Regions from separate parts of the Homo sapiens genome. Here region 2 is linked to region 1. A link is a contact called in ENCODE Hi-C or POLR2A ChIA-PET data. All regions are on one chromosome and are shown on one strand. The core of a region is the stretch at or near the end of the contact, and the rest is flanking DNA. Distances in the headings are between cores, read along the strand shown. Region 1 has its middle 11 kb from the start of FXYD2. Region 2 holds the start of JAML (junction adhesion molecule like).

The links. A loop is a pair of places that touch in the nucleus more often than their neighbours do. ChIA-PET counts read pairs that join two places held with the same protein, here RNA polymerase II (POLR2A). Pooled maps may share reads with other maps.
Region 2: a loop to region 1 is called in a map with no recorded cell type, with 13 times the contacts of the local background. The contact joins the promoter of JAML here to the enhancer-like site in region 1. A Hi-C loop is called at or near these places in 5 of 37 single-sample maps with no recorded cell type and 9 of 50 pooled maps. POLR2A ChIA-PET finds 5 or more read pairs at or near these places in 1 of 52 experiments (B cell).

What each region holds. Positions count from the first base shown.
Region 1 is chr11:117,810,170-117,816,891 of GRCh38, reverse strand. It overlaps a transcript of DSCAML1 not described here. Among named protein-coding and RNA genes, the nearest start is that of FXYD2, 11 kb to the left of the region's middle. RefSeq lists enhancers at 1,636-1,715, 2,505-3,082. Within about 2 kb of position 1,896, at least 12 of the 41 ENCODE cell types and tissues checked have a DNase peak (open chromatin) inside an H3K27ac peak, as active enhancers do.
Region 2 is chr11:118,222,196-118,228,917 of GRCh38, reverse strand. It overlaps JAML (junction adhesion molecule like), which reads left to right and starts at 3,907. Exons shown (of 10, transcript NM_001098526.2): 1 at 3,907-3,977. It overlaps MPZL3 (myelin protein zero like 3), which reads left to right. Exons shown (of 6, transcript NM_198275.3): 6 at 1-2,228.

The DNA.
Region 1 (6,722 bases), core at 647-3,146:
ATCTCCTGTCCAGGGTGAGGGTGCCCCTGGCATGGGCCTCCAGTTTTTCTAAATGCTTTGGGGCATCAGGAGAAATCTCCACCCCACCCCCCCAGCAATTCCGAACTCTCTCTCTTGTACAGGGAGCAAGGAAGGGGTGCCCCCAAAGAACTGAGCGTCTCCACTGGCGCTGCGTCTAGTGAAGGAAGTGGGCTCCCTGGACAGACGGGTGGGAGTGGAGGGCGTGAGGGGTGTTGTGCTGAAGAAAGGCCCAGGGCAGGGGGTGGTGTAGCGTCTCCTCCCAGACTCTCCAGGCTTCCACCCTCCCTCCGCTCTGCTCGGCAGGGCTGCTGTGGGGGAGATTAGTCGCCTCCCTGTTGATCCATGGCCCCAGGCAGCTGAGCTCTGAACTGCAATTCATCAGGGGCCTCTGGGGCGGGTAATCTGTGCCTCACCAAGCGCCCATTCTTCATTCCTAGCAGGCTGCCTGACAAATGCCTGGCCAGCGGAGATCAGAGGCAAATGCCACGGCAGCTCGGCCCTGTTGTCAGAGCGAGTCACTGGCTGGGAAGATGGATTGGGCCTGGGCCTCGGAGCCAGGGCCACAGCGGCCTCCTTCCGGGACATTGGGAGGGCAGTGCTGAGCCCAGGGCTGCACTGGGAGAGCCACGGAAGGGCCCGAGTGTCCTAGCCTTGGAAGAAAGCCTGGGCCCAGACTCAGTGCCCCCTCCCAGTTTTGGCTGCAGGAGGAGCCTCACAGGCTGGGGACACTTCATAGTTTGCCGTTGAGTGACTGAGGACTTGGGAAGAAATCCTGTTTAGAACTTCAAACGTTCATTCCCAGAGCTTCAACCTGACACTGGAGGGGCAAAGAAGGTGGCATTGGGAGATTGGGGGAGGGTCTCCCCCAGGTGTGGAGGGACCTCATGCCTAGAAGGGACTGGGACGAGCTATGTTCAGGAGTGGCAGCTCCCCAACCCGTTTTGGCAGATTTCATTTTCAGTTTGTAGGCAGTGGGGCCTCAGATGTGAAGGCAAGCTCAGAATTTAGGGAGACTTAGGGTCCCCTGGCAGGGCGGGAGACCAGGGCAGAGCACCTGCCAGGGGACCCTGAGTCTCCCTGAATTCTGAGCTTCCCTTCACAGGGTGCAGGTGACACCAGGTCAGGAACAGTCCTGGAACAGTGGAGGCCCAGCCTGGCCTGTCCTGCTCCTATGGGCTTGCTGGGCTACCTGCTGTCACCCTGAGTGACACCCCGAAGTTCCTCAGCCCCAGGAGGCCGCCAGTCACCGCGGCTGCTACTGTCTCTAGATGTCTAAACTTGGTTCCCTTTTCAAGAAATGCTCACTGTCACTTCCCCAAAGGGCTTCTTTGGTGTCACTGAGAGGAATTCCCCCTGGTGAGCAGGGCAGCAGGGAGGGGAGAAGAGGGCAATGTTCTGAGCTGGGGAAGCAATTTGTGGCCCCGGAAGCCCTGCCTGCAGCTCAGTGCAGACCACACCGTGGAAGGTGGAAAATTGGTTTCACTGCCAGCTCTGCCCTTGGCTTGCTGTGTGACCTTGGGAAGGCCCTGGTCTGTCTCTGGACTTGGCTTTGGAAAAAACAGACACAAGACAAAAGTCCCAAGCTTCAGCTCACACGTCAAGGAGCTGTGACTTTTCAGGGGAAGGGGTAAGGGGAGAGCTGTGGCTGACCCCCTTGTTCCCTCCCGCCCCTTGGATAGCTGTTCTTAGAGAAAAGCTGGATACACCCCCACAGCCCCTGCAAATACACACTTGGCTTCCTCCCGGCAGTGAACACAGAGGCGCCCAGCAAGTGATGAAGGCAGACAAAAAGACACACTTGACAAAGCAAAGGAGATGAGGCTGGCTTGGCCCCGAGCCAGGAGCATGCTGAATTCTCTTGTGGTCTTTGTTTCCTGAATGGCCTATCAATCAGTAACCGAGTGCGTGCCAAACCCAGCCCACACGGGAACCCGGTGTCCTCGGCTCTCCAGTAAATACTACTTCAGGTCTCATGTCCGAGGACCATATGCTCCCAACACAGCTAATAAAATCATCCAGGAGTAGCCTGGAGGCCGCAGACACCCGCCCCAGGGGGCAGGAGGGGGACGAGCCAGGCTGGGCCTCCGCTGTTCAAGAGTGTTCCTGACCTGCTCTCTCTAGCACCCTGGGCACCTGCCAGGGGACCCTGAATCCCCTGAATTCTGAGCTTTGCCTTCACATCTGAGGCCCCACTGCTTATAAGCTACATGAGGGAGGGATTGCATCTGAAAGTTCACCCACCGATCCCAGTGCCTCACCCCCCTTTGGGCACTTAGTGCACCCTCCATACATGTTTACTGAGTGCACACGTGACTGGTTGAGTAGAGGAATGAATGAGTGATTGATTACCAACCAGGTGGACCACCCCTGTCCCTGCTCCATGCCTCCAGGAGCAAGGAAGTTGTGGGGTCAGGGTAGGCAGCTGGGGTGGTCAGAGGTGTGCGTGATCCCTTCTTCCTTGGCCTCACAGCTAAGGTCACAGGCTTTGGAATCAGCAGACCTGGATTTGAGCCCTGGCTTAGCCAATTATGAACTAAGTTTCATGCGCATCCGTGTGAAGAGAACCACCAAACAGGCTTTGTGTGAGCAACATGGCTGTTTATTTCACCTGGGTGCAGGCGGGCTGAGTCCAAAAAGAGAGTCAGCGAAGGGAGATAGGGGTGGGGCCGTTTTATAGGATTTGGGAAGATAATGGAAAATTACAGTCAAAGGGGGTTGTTCTCTGGTGGGCAGGGAAGGGGGGTCACAAGGTGCTCAGTGGGGGAGCTTCTGAGCCAGGAGAAGGAAATTCACAGGGTTAATCACTCAGTTAAGGTGGGGCAGAAACAAATCACAATGGTGGAATGTCATCAGTTAAGGCGGGGCAGGGCCTTTTCACTTCTTTTGTGATTCTTCAGTTACTTCAAGCCATCTGGGCGTATAGGTGCAAGTCACAGGGGATGCGATGGCTTGGCTTGGGCTCAGAGGCCTGACATTCCTGCCTTCATATATTAATAAGAAAAATAAAACAAAATAGTGTTGAAGTGTTGGGGCGGTGAAAATTTTGGGGGAGTGGTATGGAGACAGAATGGACGATGTTTCTCCGGGCTGCTTCAAGCGGGATTAGGGGTGGCGTGGGAACCTAGAGTGGGAGAGATTAAGCTGAAGGGAGGTCTTGTGGTAAGGGGTGATATTGTGGGGTTGTTAGAAGAAACATTTGTCATGTAGAATGATTGGTGATGGCCTGGATACGGTTTTGTATGAATTGAAAAACTAAATGGAATAAGAGAAGGAGAAAAACAGGTATAAAAGGTCTAAGAATTGGGAGGACCTAGGACATTTAATTAGAGAGTGCCTATGGAGATTCAGCATAGTCCTGCCAGCAAAGATTATTTATTTACTTCAAGAGTTAAGAGTGGCAATTTGGAGATAGCACGAGGAGATATCAGCTGTGATGGCTTGGAGAAACAGTATAAACCGGCAGTGTAAACAAGAGCAGGGCATGTATGAGTAGTTGAGAACGGTGAATAGGAGTATGACTAGACAGAAGATAGTAGGGATGACAAGTTTTTTGGGGCACAGTCGAAGTTGGTCTGGTGTCTGGAATGAGACTGGGGCCTAATAAAAAGGAGCATCTATACAGGAGGTTAAATGGGCTGTACCTTGTAGCATTCTGAGGACATGTCTGACTTCTGAGAAGGGAAAGTGGTAAAAGTATTGTCCAGTCCTTTTTAAGTTGGTGGCTGAGCTTGGTGAGGTGTGTTTTTAATAGACCATTAGTCTGTCACTGAATACTAAGAGCCTGAAAAAATGCTTGGCTGATTTGACTAATAAAGGCTGGTCTGTTATCAGACTGTATAGAGGTGGGAAGGCTAAACTGAGGAATTATGTCTGACAGAAGGGAAGAAATGACTGTGGTGGCCTTCTCAGACCTTGTAGGAAAGGCCTCTAAAAGTATTAAAGCAGTGGCAGCCGCTGCACGCAGACATGAGGGCTAGGCTAAAACAGTAAGGTCAAGTTGTTTGCACAGAAAGGCTACAGTGTGCGGTCCTGGCTCTTGTGTAAGAATTTTGACTGCACTAACCATGCCTAGGAAGGAAAGGAGTTGTTGTTTTGTAAAGGATTGAGGTTTGGGAGATTAGTCGGACACGATCAGCAGGAAGAGCACGTGTGTTTTTACGAGAATTATGCCGAGATAGGTAACAGATGAGGATGAAATTTGGGCTTGACTGAAGTAATGGGGGCTGTCTGTGAAGCCTTGTGGCAGTACAGCCCAGGTAATTTGCTGAGCCTGATGGGTGTCAGGGTCAGTCCAAGTGAAGCGAAGAGAGGCTGGGATGACGGGTGCAAAGGAATAGTAAAGAAAGCACGTTTGAGATCCAGAACAGAATAATGGATTGTGGAGGGAGGTATTGCGGATAGGAGAGTATATGGGTTTGGCACCATGGGGTGGATAGGCAAAACAATTTGGTTGATAAGGCATAGATCCTGAACTAACTTGTAAGGCTTGTCTGGTTTTAGGACAGGTAAAATGGGGGAATTGTAAGGAGAGTTTATAGGCTTTAAAAGGCCATGCTGTAGCAGGCGAGTGATAACAGGCATTAATCCTTTCAAAGCTTGCTGTGGGATGGGATATTGGCATTGAGTGGGGTAAGGGTGATTAGGTTTTAATGAGATGGTAAGGGGTGCATGATTGGTCGCCAAGGAGGGAGTAGAGGTCTCTTGTGGGTTAAGGTGGGGGAATACAAGAGGAGGACGCAAAGGAGGCTTTGGATTGGGAAGAAGGGCAGCAATGAGATGCAGCTGTAATCCAGGAATAGTCAGGGAAGCAGATAATTTGGTTAAAATATCTCGGCCTAATAAGGGAACTGGGCAGGTGGAGATAACTAAAAAAGAGTGCATAAAAGAGTGTTGTCTAAGTTGGCACCAGAGTTGGGGAGTTTTAAGAGGTTTAGAAGTCTGGCTGTCAATACGCACAGCAGTTATGGAGGCAAGGGAAACAGGCCTTTGAAAAGAAGGTAATGTGGAGTGGGTAGCCTCCGTATTGATTAAGAAGGGGATGGACTTACACTCCACTGTGAGAGTTACTTAAAGCTCGGCATCCGCGATGGTCTACGGGGCTTCCAAGGCAATCAGGCAGCCTCAGTCTTCAGCTGCTAAGCCGAGAAGGAGTCAGTCAGGGAGCCTTGGGCCAGAGTTCCAGGGGCTCTGGGAGTGGCTGCCAGGTGAGTTGAACAGTCCGATTTCCAGTGGGGTCCCGCGCAGATGGGACACGGCTTAGGAGGAATCCTGGGCTGCAGGCATTCCTTGGCCTGGTGTCCAGATTTCTAGCACTTGTAGTAAGCTCCTGGGGGAGGAGGTTCTGGAGGAACGCCTGGCCGCTGCAGTTCAGGCGTTTGGAAGTTCTTGTGTGCTGGAGATGTAGCTGGGGTTTGTCTCACAGTGGAGGTAAGGAATTGCAACTTTTTTTATTATTGTACACCTTGAAGGTGAGGTTAATTAAGTCCTGTTGTGGGGTTTGAGGGCCAGATTCTAATTTTTGGAGTTTTATTTAATGTCGGGAGCAGATTGGGTAATAAAATGTATATTGAGAATAAGATGGCCTTTTGACCTTTTAGGGTCTAGGGCTGTAAAGCTTCTCAGGGTTGCTGCCGAACGAGCCATGAACTCGGCTGGGGTTTTATATTTGATGAAAAAGAGCCTAAACGCTATCTGATTTGGGATAAAGAAAAAGGAGCATTAACCTTGACTATGCCTTTAGCTCCAGCCACCTTTTTAAGAGTAAATTGCTGGGCAGGTGGGGGAGGGCTAGTCACAGAACGAAACTGTAAGTCAGACCGGGTGTGAGGAGGAGAGGCGATAAAAAGATTACAGGGTGGAGGAGCGGAGGCTGAGGAAGAAATGGGACCTAGCTTGGTCTGGCGAGGAGGGGAGAGGTCAGATGGGTCTGTAGAAAAGGAAGATTAGAAAGACTCAGCGACGCTTGGGGTTGGGACTGAGGGGACAGGCGGGAGGGAAAGAAGGAAGATTTGGGACGAGTTGCACTGGGCACAGAGACTAGGAAGGGACTGATGTGTAAAAGAATGCGTGGACGTCAGGCACCTCAGATCATTTGCCCATTTTACGACAAGAATTATTTAGCTCTTGTAGGATGGAAAAATTGAAAGAGCTGTTTTCCGGCTATTTGGAACTACTGTCGAGTTTGTATTGGGGTCAAGCGGCATTGCAGAAGAAAATAAGACACTTTGATTTTAGGTCAGGTGAGAGTTGAAGAGGTTTTAAGTTCTTAAGGATACAGGCTAAGGGAGAAGAAGGAGGAATGGAAGGTGGAAGCTTGCCCATAGTGAAGGAGGCAAGCCTAGAGAAAAGAGTAGAGATACGGAGAAGGGGGTGGGGGTTTCTTGCCCTCCAGAAAAGCAGAGAAAGGGTTGGGGCACGGAAATAAGGGATTGGGGCACAGAGATAAGAGGTCGGGGTGCGGAAATAAGGGATTGGGACACAGAGATAAGAGGTCGGGGTGCGGAAATAAGGGATTGGGGGTTCTTGCCCCCTAGAAAAGCGGGACTTGCCACTAAGGGTGAAGGAGAAGGGGTTGAGGGGTACTTGCCCCTCCCCCAGAGGGCGCTGGAGTTTTGAGTCCACGGAGTTTTGGGTCCACGGAGTTTGGGTCCACGGAGTTTTGGGTCCACGTGTCTCCTTTGTCTCTATCAGAAAATGAAAGG
Region 2 (6,722 bases), core at 2,658-5,157, 410 kb before region 1:
TGACCTCGTGATCCACCTGCCTCGGCCTCCCAAAGTGTTGGGATTACAGGCATGAGCCACTGTGCTTGGCCTGTTATTTTATTTTCTTATAACTACAACTTTTCTTCTTGAATTTTCAGGTCAGAGGCAAGAAAAACTCTTTACAGGTTTTTAGTGGGGGGCTTATGGAGTATTTCAGGAGTTCTTTGCAAATTAAATCATCTTTTCACTTGTATTGTTTTTCAAAACTTTGTTGATTTCTAAAATGTGCCAACTGTGAGTAAACTATGGTATTTGCAAGTGGTTTTTACATAATATTTGAGATGAGGAAGTGAGATTGTGCATGACATACTTCTCCTTTGTATTCTCTCAGTGCCTTACAGCAGGTTACTCCATTCTGCTATGACAACTTGTTTCAAATGTTAATTTACATAGGATTTTTTATAAGCCATTAAGGCATATGTATAGTATATCAGTAAAGATGGATGGTGCATATATAAATAGTCTTCTGTAATAGTGATTGGATTTACTTCTCAATTATGAGAGACAAAAATTATCCCCTCACCTGTCTCTATTCTTTCAACAGGTTGATCCCTTTTCATGATTTTTCATTAGGTGGTTCAGGAAGTTTCCATATTACAGCGCTTCAGACTGTATATGTTAGTTTAAAAATCACTTTTCTCTCTCTCAACTTCTTTCTTTTTTTTTTGAAGACTTAATTTAAAAAATTTGGGTTGTTAGATCCGTATCATAGATTTGGCCTAGCCTCTTCTGTTAACCTAGTCCACAGATGAGCGAATCTGGTTAGTTGAAGGACATTGTGATTTGACTCTGGTCACGCGAGGAAGTAGAAGGGCAAAGACAGGACCGGCAGTTTACATTTCCAGTGGTTAAACCTCACGGTACTTTGGGACTGCTTGTTAACTTTTGTGGTTGTCTGAGGCCAATCTAACGTGACCATTTCTGACACCTCAACAGAGAGAGGAAAGCAACTTGAGCAATGAGAGTAAATAACTTGGGCTCTCAGAGATTTGAAGATAGAGATCTCATTGTGAGGGGGACTATTTTGCAGGTCCTCATTTCTCCAAGAAAGAGATGGTGTTACAGGAACCCACTGAAAGCCATATCCCATTAAATGAGGAACTAATTTTGGCTGGGCCTTCTTGTAATGTCCTCGCAGGTGTGTTGTGAAGATTAATGCAGGGTAGTATGTTTGTAGATTGACACCTAGTCTAAACTTGAGGTAATTGGTGCTCTGTGAATACTCAGTCGTGTTCTTTTATAGCCTTAATCATGATTTGAACTAGTCCCTTGCTTTTTAAATGACTGAATGAAGTCCTTCGTGGTAAGGGAGTACGTTGATAACTTAGTTTACTATATGGGTTTGTGGTCGCATCCCAGTCATCAGCTGCTATCATTTTCCTTCTTCATCCCTTATACTGAGATTTGGGTTACAGCTTTTTATTCTTCGAAGGATCACAAAGCAGTGTACAGACACCTGCCTTCTTTAAGGATGAAAGGAAGATAAAGTGGTCTTTTTTTGTTTACTTATTTGTTTCACCTCTTGTTTGAGTAACTTCTAAGGTGCTATTCTCTCTCTCTTTTTGCTACCTCATGAGCTCTTGTCACAGCCATGGAAACCAGCCTCGTTTAGAAAGGGAACTTAGTTCAGAAGGGGTTAAAAGCCTTCCAGAATTTTTCTTTAGCTGCTGAAGTTTTTACATGTGGTTACATGACTTTAAGTTTTATGCATTACGCTCTTAATTCTATTACAAAATGTGGACTCACCAATTGCTTTGTGTTTTCCATGTGACCTGTTACTTCAGGCTACTTGGGGAACATCTTAGTCCTCTGTAGCTCCTGAACCCAGCACTGGTGCTTCAAGAGAGAAGGTAGCACGTCTTTGTTCAAAACAAAACAAAACGACACTTCTGGAGGCCACATCCTGAATATGAATGTTCTACTAAGTCACTCAGTTATGGTTCTAAAGGGAAACTGTAAGAAGACCCACAAGGAGTGGACCAAGACTATTATTTAATTGCACAACTTGAAACTTTGCTGCCAGAAGAGGCAGCTCCATTCCTTTGACTCCAGTGTTGGGCTGTTAACTGCTGCACCTCATTGCCTTTTTTTGTTTTTGTTTTTGTTTTGTAGGAGGGTAGGCACTGTTGGGCCATATGCACAAATATTGTAACTCTTGGTATCTTTACTGCATCATAGTCAATAAACTTCTTTGTACCCTTTGGCTACCTTTTGGTGTGTGCATATCTACATAAAAGGTGGGAATTGTCATGTGAAAAAGATGGGGGTTTGTGGTATTAAAAGCTGAATTAAATTTAAAAGAGTTTAATTGAGCACAGAATGATTCATGAATCAGGCAGTCTCCTGAGCCAGAGTGGACTCAGAGACTCCAGCGCAGCCACGTGGTGGAAGATTTATGGACAGCAAAAGGAAAGTCATGTACAGGAAACAGAAGTGAGGTACAGAAATAGCCGGATTGGTTACAGCTCGGTGTTTGCCTTATTTGAATAGTTTGAATCATTGGCCATCTTCGATTGGCCAAACTCAGTGACTGGCACAAGAGTAGACTAGAGTCCGTATACTATTCCATTTACGTTATAGTTCATGATGTACAGAGAAACCTTTAGGCCAAACTTAAAATATGTAAGGAGGCAGCTTTAGGCTAAACTTGATTTAACAGTGGTTTTCAGCATCGTGCAACCAGTCATGTCGGAGCTGTACCCCCGCAAGAACCTGCAGAGGTTCCGTGGTGTGCTGGAACCAGCTTACATAGCAAGAGCTGATTACAGGCTGAGTACCCCTAATCTGAAAATACAAAAGAGTGGTTGCTATTTCAACTCCAAAATCTGTAACTTTGAGTGCCAACATGATGCTCCAAAGAAATGCTTATTGGAGCATTTTGGATTTTCAGACTAGGGACGTTCAACTTGTATGTATTCGGCAAATATTCTAAAATCTGAAAAAAATATGAAATCTGAAACATTTCTGGTCCCAAGCATATTGGATAAGGGATACTCAACCTGTATTAAGTTTTTTAGGAATTTTGCAAGCCAGTTGTTAAACTGTTGGTAGCTTGAAATAGGTTATGATGGGAATATTTATGCTGTGGAGATTGCTGGCTCTCTAGCACATCACTTCTCAAGGACCATGCAGCGTAGTGCTTGGGAGCAAACGTTCAACAGCTTTTCAGATGATACAGGACAAGTTCCATGAGTCTGCCCATGCCTAGGTCAAGCCAATCTAGCCGAGGTTGAAGGTGCGTACATTGAGAACACCTATTTTGAAGTGGTGACTAAGACTGAGAGGTATCTTGAAGTGAAGAAACCTTGAGTTCTAATCTAGGATGTCCAAGTCACCCAAGAGGTTCTCTATGGGAATCAATGGCTGCCTGTATTCTGGAAATGCTGATATCACATGGCCAGAGGAAACTTTCATGTCTACATGGTGAGTTGGAGGACTGGGCAGGCGTATCTTTGGAAGCAGGGATTGGGTGATTGCCTGGCGAGGTTGCACCTCTGTTTTGAGAGGAAAAATAAAAGAGGTTGCTGTATCTTTAACACAGAAGGTTTTGTGTTAATATTACGTTTATTGTATTTTGTTTGCATGAAATGGATTTCTTTCTCAGCACCTATTTGCCTGGTGCCATTCAAGCTCCTACCCTCAGAGGGCTTGTCATCTAAAAGGGGAGATGGCACCTGAAGAGGTCTGAGTGTGAGGTTCACCTCAGTAGGTTGAATTTGTCACCTCTTTTTAGAATGAAAGTATACATAACAATTGGGTAATGGGCCAGATGACTGAAATGAGAACCTTGATTTAGAGGTTCCTGTTTGCATCTCTGCAACCACTTCAGAAGGCACGTGTTTGGTTTGCTCTGAGCCTAACCTAGAGTGCTCGCAGCAGTCTTTCAGTTGAGCTTGGGGACTGCAGCTGTGGGGAGATTTCAGTGCATTGCCTCCCCTGGGTGCTCTTCATCTTGGGTAAGCAGTTGCTTTGAATTTCTTAAGCCATTTTTTGAACTTTTCTCACACAGAAGTGTGCCAGTCCTGAAGGCTGGTTGAATTGGTAGTCTCTCAGGATTGTGAAGCTGCGATTGCAGAACTCTTGATCTCTGCAGGGGGATGTCATAAAGTAGTCTAATGGGTGCTGTTTCAGTTACTGTCGTGTAGAGTAACTTAGGTGAATCTCCTCAGCAAAAAGAGGAGCAAAGTTTCATCATAATAAGAGTACGTGACAATGATTATGACAAGGCTTCAGCTTTTAAGTCACCCGTGGGTTTAGGTGGAGCTGTGACTGGCTGTTCTTGAGCTCACAGCAGAGCTCTTTCTTCACTGTTTTTCTTTTTAGAAGACAGTTTTTAATTTTATTTTTAAACAAATTTTATTGTGTGTATTTAAGGTATACAACATGATGTTGTGGGATGCATGTAGATAGTAAAAAGTTTACTATGGTGAAGCAGATTAATATATCCATCATTTTACATAGTTATACCACTGTTTTTCTTCTCCCCATTATAGACAAACCAATATTTAACCTTTAGAAGCCCGAGACTTAAATCTCCCAAGAAAGCTAGGCTACTGTCCATGCTTGTTACACCCTCAGCACAGCCCTGACCTTGGGAAAGGCTGATGCAGGATGGTTTAGGTATAACCTACTCTGGAGAAGAGAGCAGGAGTAAGGACCTCCAGGGTCCCATTCGCGTAGAGCATTAACCGATGTGACCTAGACTGTGTTACAGAAGCCACGTGACCTACCAGTCTGTATTCAATGGCTTAACAATGGAAAATGAGGGCATATTTTAAGACGCATGGCTTAGAGTGGTTATATGGACTTGTAGACCTAAAAACATCTGAGAGCCTAGAAGTGCACAGCAGTGTGCAGATAGATTGAGAGGACTTGGCTCTGCAGGTGGACAACACTCTGTGAGTAAAAGAAGGCTGTGCAGTTGTCCGTTTGCTCAGTGGTTAGTTGTCCTTACTAGGGACAAACACTGAGAGACAGCAGCTCTCCCTTATTTTGTCTCATGATATTGTAATTTGGGGGGTAACTTTCACATCTTGTATGGTAGTCTCATTGTAGCATGTCTCTTTTCTGAAGATTTCTTTTCTGTAATATAAAGGGGTATGGATTTTTTGGAGGGAGGGGGTGCCACTTGTTCTCATTACCCAACAGGATATGGAGGAGAGTTGCTCAGAGAAGATTAGTATAGAGTCACTACAAGTCATTTAGGTAGCCAAAATGATAACTCCAAAATTTCTAAAAGGCAAAAATCTTTACTTGCTGATAGAGGGGAGAGTCAACTTTCCAAGCAGGTCGCAATAAAGACAGCATGATGCCAACCGAATCTATTTCCTCTCTCCTCCTTTTTCTGTTGTTTATTAAAAGGTAAACAAAAATCTCATTATTTTAAAATATTATGCAAAAATCTTGTTTATGAGAGAAAGCAAAATTTCACCTTTGCATTAGTATATTATTAATGTTAGATCCAATTCTTAATAAAACCTTATAAACAAATCTATACAATCATAGTTTGACCATAAGGTAAAACGTCCACAAACCTCTCATAATTCTTTACAATTTTCTGTTAAACAAATAAATTCTCTAGAAAACCATTATTCAGACACATGGGCCCGGATTCTGGCCCTACATCAGTGTGCTTTTATTTCAGTGTTCGACCTATGGAAAAACTAAGTAATCCCCTTTAAATCTTAGCCAACCTGCTTATACCCACAGAACTTTTCATGAGATTAACCCTTCACAAACCCTTTTCAACTTGCTTAAACCATCAGTTTTGTCACATTACTCTTTTTTTTTTTTTTTTTTTTTGAGACAGAGTCTCACTCTGTCACCTAGGCTGGCATGCAGTGGCACAATCTCGACTCTCTGCAACCTCCGCCTCCCGAGTTCAAGTGATTCTCCTGCCTCAGCCTCCCAAGTAGCTGGGATTACAGGCGCTCACCACCACACCTGATTAATTTTTGTATTTTTAGTAGAGACGGGGTTTTGCCATGTTGGCCAGGCTGGTCTGGAACTCCTAACCTCAAGTGATCTCCCCACCTCAGCCTCCCAAAGTTCTGGGATGACAGGCGTGAGCCACCATGCCCAGCTGTCCCATTACTCTTTTAGGTGAGGCCAATAGTTAAAACCCTCTGAGCTAGACAAAATTACGTTCTCTTTAACAGAAACCATATTCACACGCCTTCTTATAACCTCCCACCAAAACACATTCTTTACTTACACTGTCTTTATTTTTTATGTTATTTACACTGTCTTTATGTTTAAAAATCATTAGAGTCACGTGACCTAAAAGAGATTAAAGTTTCAATTTTTTCTGATAAAATGTTTGATTTTAGTTTCTTTAAGCCAATTAATTAGAGCTCTTTTATATAAATACTATACATACAACACATATAAATACACAGACAGACAGAAATGGAAAATCAAGACAAAATTCCATTGACTGAGAAGTTCTTAGAGGGAAAGCAGGGGCTTTTTGTTTGTTTAGATGGAGTCTCGCTCTGTCGCCAGGTTGGAATGCAGTGGTGCGATCACAACTCGCTGCAGCCTCAGCCTCCTGGGCTCAAGTGATCCTCCCACTTCAGCCTCCTGAGTAGCTAGGACTACAGGTGCCTGCCACTACATCCAGCTAATTTTTGTATTTTTTTTTTGTTCAGATGGTGTTTCACCAAGTTGCTCAGGCTGGTCTCAAACTCCTGGGCTCAAGC